Linked DNA regions of Homo sapiens: region 1 is linked to region 2. The links are chromatin loops, found by intact Hi-C in ENCODE. Cell type or tissue: thyroid gland. All regions are shown on one strand. Links, peaks and the distances in the headings refer to the core of each region. The heading gives the core; the rest is flanking DNA.

What was found. Peaks named below come from ENCODE experiments on the same cell type or tissue, not always from the same donor. Only the 100,000 strongest peaks of a DNase experiment are listed, where the experiment ranks them.
Region 1: it touches region 2 in a loop (9-fold over the local background); 3 of 110 quality-filtered maps call a loop at or near these places.

What each region holds. Positions count from the first base shown.
Region 1 is chr9:107,631,317-107,634,239 of GRCh38, forward strand. It overlaps LOC105376205 (a long non-coding RNA gene), which reads left to right. Exons shown (of 9, transcript XR_930217.2): 8 at 290-363. Among named protein-coding and RNA genes, the nearest start is that of KLF4, 140 kb to the left of the region's middle. RefSeq lists an enhancer at 984-1,621. In thyroid gland, for the core only: no CTCF peak of the experiment used is centred there; no DNase peak of the experiment used is centred there.
Region 2 is chr9:108,570,783-108,573,705 of GRCh38, forward strand. No RefSeq gene overlaps it. Among named protein-coding and RNA genes, the nearest start is that of ACTL7B, 280 kb to the right of the region's middle. In thyroid gland, for the core only: no CTCF peak of the experiment used is centred there; no DNase peak of the experiment used is centred there.

The DNA of each region.
Region 1 (2,923 bases), core at 111-2,610, 940 kb before region 2:
TCACATAGAGTGCTGTTGCCCAGGAAAATGAACACGACTTGTCTAGGGTTAGGATGTCTGGGTTCTCCCTCAGCATGGTGTCTCACCAGCTCTGTGACCTTGGGCAAGTCCCTGTCCCTCTTTGGGCTTCCCCACCCCCACTTCTACAAGGAGCTGAAATTATGCGGTGGTTCTCAATACTGGCTGCATATTAGAATTGACTGAGGAAATTTAAAAAATACAAATGATCAGACCCTGTTCCCTAGAGACTCAGATTACATTGACTTTTTTTTTTTTTTTTTTTTTAAAGCTTACCAGCTAATTCTTAAAAGCAGTGAGGTTAAGAAGTATCCAATCACATGATCTTGGACACTATTCAGCTCGGTGAGTCTAACCGAAGAATGGCCCCATTTAGACCCCAAGGGCCCCCTGGTGAGACCTGCCTTCCATCTCTGCACTCTAAGTCACCTGCACATGCCTCGTGGTCCTGGACTTGAACTTAGGCTCTAGGGTAGCAGCAGAGGCGGTCTTCTGCTGAGGCTAAGAAGCAGAAATGCAAAGTCTGTTGAGAGAGGGGGATGGGTAGGAGCTGTGTGAGGAGGAACAGATTGAAGCTATTAACATTTGATCAGTTTGGTATTGTTCTTCTGGAGACCACAGCTTATGCGGCTGCTTAATAAATGTCTGGTCAGGGTCCAATCCAGAGCTGCCAAATGGGTGTTGCTATGGTTTCCGAGGAGTTTGTTTCCCACACAAGTTACTGCTTCCCACCCCAAACTGTGAAACACCAGAGTCTTCCCTCTGCTCCTTAACTCTGTCCCTTCCTAGAGGAGCCTGTGGTGAGAGAGAACATCTGCCTGGGCCTGGGGGACACACACGGGTCTCGTGTGACTGGCCGTCAGTGGCACCTGCCTGTGCCAGCTCCCTGAAGCAGGCCTTGTGCCTTCCCACTCTGTGCAATTTCAGGTGGGCCCATCGCTCAGCTGGTGTCATCTCAGCCTCCCAGATTTTAGGGTCTCTGCATCTGACCCTGTTGTCCTTGACTGGAGAAGAGGGGTGGTCAGAGGCTACGTTAGCAGGCAGTGTGTTTGTGTGTGTGTGAGTGTGTGCTTGTCAACACGAGCCAGTGTGGGGGTTCTCGTGACTCAACACGTGAAGATAAATGTGTGAATGTGTATGGATGAGTGTGTGTCGGTGCTTGTGTGTACTTGTCGGTGTGCGGAGTATGGCTCTGTGTTTGTCAGTGTGTATGTCTGGTGATGTATGTGTGGATGGCAAGAACTGGGAGTGAGCACGGGCAATGCTGCTAAATCTGAAAATGTATTATGACAGATTTACAATAAATGAACACTTACAAAGTCCAACATACAAACACTCGTGTAAATGCCATCCAGCCTAACAGATAAAATGTTACCAAATACAGCTTAAACTTTCCCTGCGTTCTTTCCTGATTGTATCTCCCTTTTCCTCCCTTTTCCTCCTGTTGTGAATTTGTGAATTGATCTTTCCCAGAATGATACACTCTGTTTCAATAAGTAAGCTTCTTCCAGTGTTGAATCTTTCTCTAAAACATAGTCAATGAAGTGTGAGTATGGTGTGTATGTGCGCAAGCCCATATGTTGGGTGGCTGTGAGTTGTTGGGGAAGACTGGAGAAAAAGAATTTGAAAGTGCTCTCAGCATGCAGTGGCATCTTCTAGATGTGTGACGGAAGGGAAACTTCCTAACCTCTCTGAGACTGTTTTTCATCTATAAAATGAATGAGATGAGAATGAAATTATATAAGATGTGTGAAAAGAAATGGCACATAGTTGGAACTCAACCAGTTCTGATTTTTTTAAAAAAATGTATCTATTAAAGAGGAGGCAAGGCCAGCCAACCTTGCAGAAGGAAAACAAACAAATCAGACATACATTATTCAGGGGAGGTGGAGGTGTGCTGGCTTGAGCTGGATCCTTCCCTCCCTCTCTTTTTCTTTTTGATTCCTTAGGACTTTCCTCTTTTGGAGCGGTGGTATGTCAGCACAGTGGAAATTCGAATAGGGGCAGTTTTTGTCCCAACAAAGGACTGGACTGTGATGGAAGGTCCCCTGCCTGTTCACTGCTAAATAGAACTGCATGTAAATAAGATCATTTGAGCTGTGGTGGGTTTTGAATACACAACCATCAAGGTAAATGAGCATTCCAAAGAAATCCTGGCTCTCAGACAATGCCTGAGTTAAAATGAAACTTGCTTGAAAATTAAAGCCAATGTTCAGGCTTCAGGTCATGTGAGGAAATGGGAGGCATTTGCCGGTTCATTCACCCATGCGCTCATTCACCTAGCTGCATCCTGGATTTACAAAGGTGGAAAGGATCATTCTAGCAGGAGAGAGAGAGACAGTGAGGAGTTAAAGATAAGACATTTGCTGCTATCTCGGAAAATATACAGCCTAAGTGGAAACGCACAGCAACCCTCCCTTGCTTCTGTTCTGACTGTGTCTACTATGTGCCTCAGACCGGCTAGACACCAGGAGGAACAGAGAAGCTGAAGACATGACGTGCCAACCAGCTAATGTAAAGATAGGATAAGTGTGAATAAAGAGTTGACAGAGGAGGGTTAGAAGGACACTGCCATTTATTGAGCACTCACTTTGTACCAGGCACTATGTGGGGGTCTGGTGGGTTGTGGGGGTAGCATTTAGCCTAAATTAACCATTGCAACAATTGTTGAGTCAGTATTATTATCCCTGTTTTACAGGTGAACAAACTGAGTCTTAGAGGGGTTAAGGTCTTTGCCTGGTAAACATCAGCACAGGGAATCAAATCCAAGTGTTTCTGACTTTCCAGCCTAGCACTGGTTTTTGCAAATAATTCTGTGGCAAGAACTATATGACTAGCGTGAGGTAGTTTCCAGTGAATAAGAAAGCAAGAATCTGGCCGGGCGCAGTGGCTCACGCCTGTAATC
Region 2 (2,923 bases), core at 216-2,715:
CAAAAAATAAATAAATAAAAATGCATACTTATTCAATGGTACAAAGGCTATATCCCAACCTAAAATGCAGCATCATACTTTTCAGGAAAACAGAAGAAGCATTTCCATCAATGTCAGAAATAGGACAAGGTAGTTCTTTACCATCATTAGTATTTACACTTATTTTGGAGCTATTTGCCAGCACAATAGCTAAGATATAGAAATAATAGATGTTAAGAAATAAAAAAGAGGCAATAAATTCATTAACACTTGCAGATAATATCACTATTTGCTTAGACAATCCAAGGTAAACAATAAGCTTAAACCTCAGGATTTATAAATTCTTGAGTTTTTGGCGGTGGCATCAGAGAAATGAAAATAATCAAAAATATTTCCCCTGGAAAACATCGTGAACTCTCCCTGTTGATATTAAATGCACTAATCATGCCAAAGCGAATAGCATTGAAACAGAAATTTCAGTCTCAACACCACCATGACGTTTCATGTAAGCACCAAAGAAATACCCCTCCCCACAAAAAGAAAAGAAAATTCAAGAAAAGCAATTGACAAATGTTTAGAAACGATGTGAAAATTCTTCAGGTGGATGAATACAAAATTAATATACTGAAACCAATGACTTTCATATATGCAAACAAGAGCCAATTAGAAAATCTAATAAAAGGAAAACCCCATGTATGATACAAAAACAAGATAAAAGACCTAGCAATAGACAAGGTCAACATGAGGAAAACAGACCTACATGATCTACATACAAAAAATGTTTAAATGCTACTCAGAAAAAGAGAAAGCAAGCAGAAGGCATGCTATGCTGTTCAATAAGAACACTTGATATCACTTTTTAAAAATCAGTTATCTTAAATCAACCTACAAATTTGATACATTTTCAATAAAAAATAACAATGGGATTTTTTTTTTTTAACCAGACAAGAATATTCTAAAATTTACATAGGAAATAAATAAGAGTAATACAAAAAATGTCTGGGGGCAGGGGAGAAAAGAGTAATGAGTAGGACCAGCCTTACCAGGTATTTAATGTTTTAAAATCTATTAAAAATTAAAATAATGTGAGATAGTCTCAAGAACAGGTTGATCAATAGAATGGAGAGGAGGCCAGGAGCGGTGGCTCACGCCTGTAATCCCAACACTTTGGGAGGCTGAGGAGGGTGGATCACTTGAGGTCAGGAGTTCGAGATCAGCCTGGCCAACATGGTGAAACCTCTTCTCTATTAAAAATACAAAAATGAGCCTGGCATGGTGGTGTGTACCTGTAATCCCAGCTACTCAGGAGGCTGAGGCAGAAGAATCGCTTAAACTCGGGAGGCGGAGGTTGCAGTGAGCAGAGATTCTGCCACTGCACTCCAGCCTGGGCAGCAGAGTAAGTGGAACTCTGTCCCAAGAAAAAAAAAAATGGAGAAGAAAGTTCAAAATAAATACAAATGTATATTGGGATACATGTGAAGACAGGTAACATTTTAAATCAGTGGGTTGGAGAAGAATTTTTTGATAAATGATGTTTTCCCAACTAGGAAGGCATCTGGAAAGAAAAATAAAGTTGGATCCATACCTCACATCTTCCATGAAGATAAATTCTAGGTGTGTCAAAGATTTAAACATGAAAGAATAACATTTAAAAATGTTAGAACAAAGAAGAATCATTTTTTACATTTTCAAAGTAGGGAAGGCAGTCATTCTAACTATGACAGAAAACACAAACAAAAACAACAAAAAACTAATATGTGAGACTACATAAAAATTGCTACATCTGCCTTTTTTAAGTCAAAATAAAAGCAATCTGGGGAAAATCCTTGCAATACATATCATAGGTAAATGACTAACTTTTTTGAATTTACAAAAGAGCACCTACAAATCATTAAGAAAGAATGTAAACAGATAGTTCTTGAAATAAAATGCAAATGCTTCCCAAGCCATTGATAAGGGTGTCTCAGTATCACTGATACTTAGGGAAATGCAAATTAAAATCAAAATGAGATATCATTTATCACCTACCATTTTGGCAAAGTTCAAAATATTTGGTAACATATTGCATAGGCCAGGATGTGGGAAAAGAAGCATCCCTGACATGTCTGCTGGGACTGGGGATCGCCAAAACACCCATGAAGAGCAATGTGGCACTATCCATCAAAATGTTAAAAACACGTGTCCTTTGATCCAGCAATTCTGCTTCTAAGACTTTATTCTACTTGTCTGAAATGAGAAGTGTTCAAATATTTTCACTGCAACAGCCTTTGTACAACTTTTTGGAAACAGTACTTACATAAAGCAGTCTATGGGGACTGCTTAATTAAATTATAATGTATCCATATGTTATTTAAAAATAATATATCCATATGTTATTAAATTATAACGTATCCATATGTTATTTAAAAAGTTGCAGCAGCCCCATCTGTACTAAGATAATTTCTGTAATATACTTTCAGGTGAAAAAAGCCAGGTATAAAAAATAATAGAGAAAAGAAAATATGTTTGTACATGCATGGATTACCTCTGGAAAAAATACACAAAAGAATTGGTTATGATCAATCTTCTGAATAAAGAAACAGAGTGGCTAGGGAACAAGGGGGGAAATTCGTTTTTCACTGAGTATGCTTCTGTGCCTTTTAAATTTTGTAGCATAAGCATTATCTATAAAAAATTAATATAATTCTTTCAATATACACCATCTGCACCCCTCCCTGGTGTTCCTGTTTCTAGAATTGCAAATGGTGTATCTCAATACAGACTGAAAGGATCTGGAAACTGAAATGGATCTTACATCATCTAGTATGGTCTTGAATCTAACTCTTCAGTTCTCCTACAAACATGCTACTAAAAATGTGGTCTGCAGACCGGTAGTGTCAGCATCACCTGGAGTTTGTTAGGAACTCAGAATCTCGGGCCCCAGCCTAAACCCAATGAATCAGAA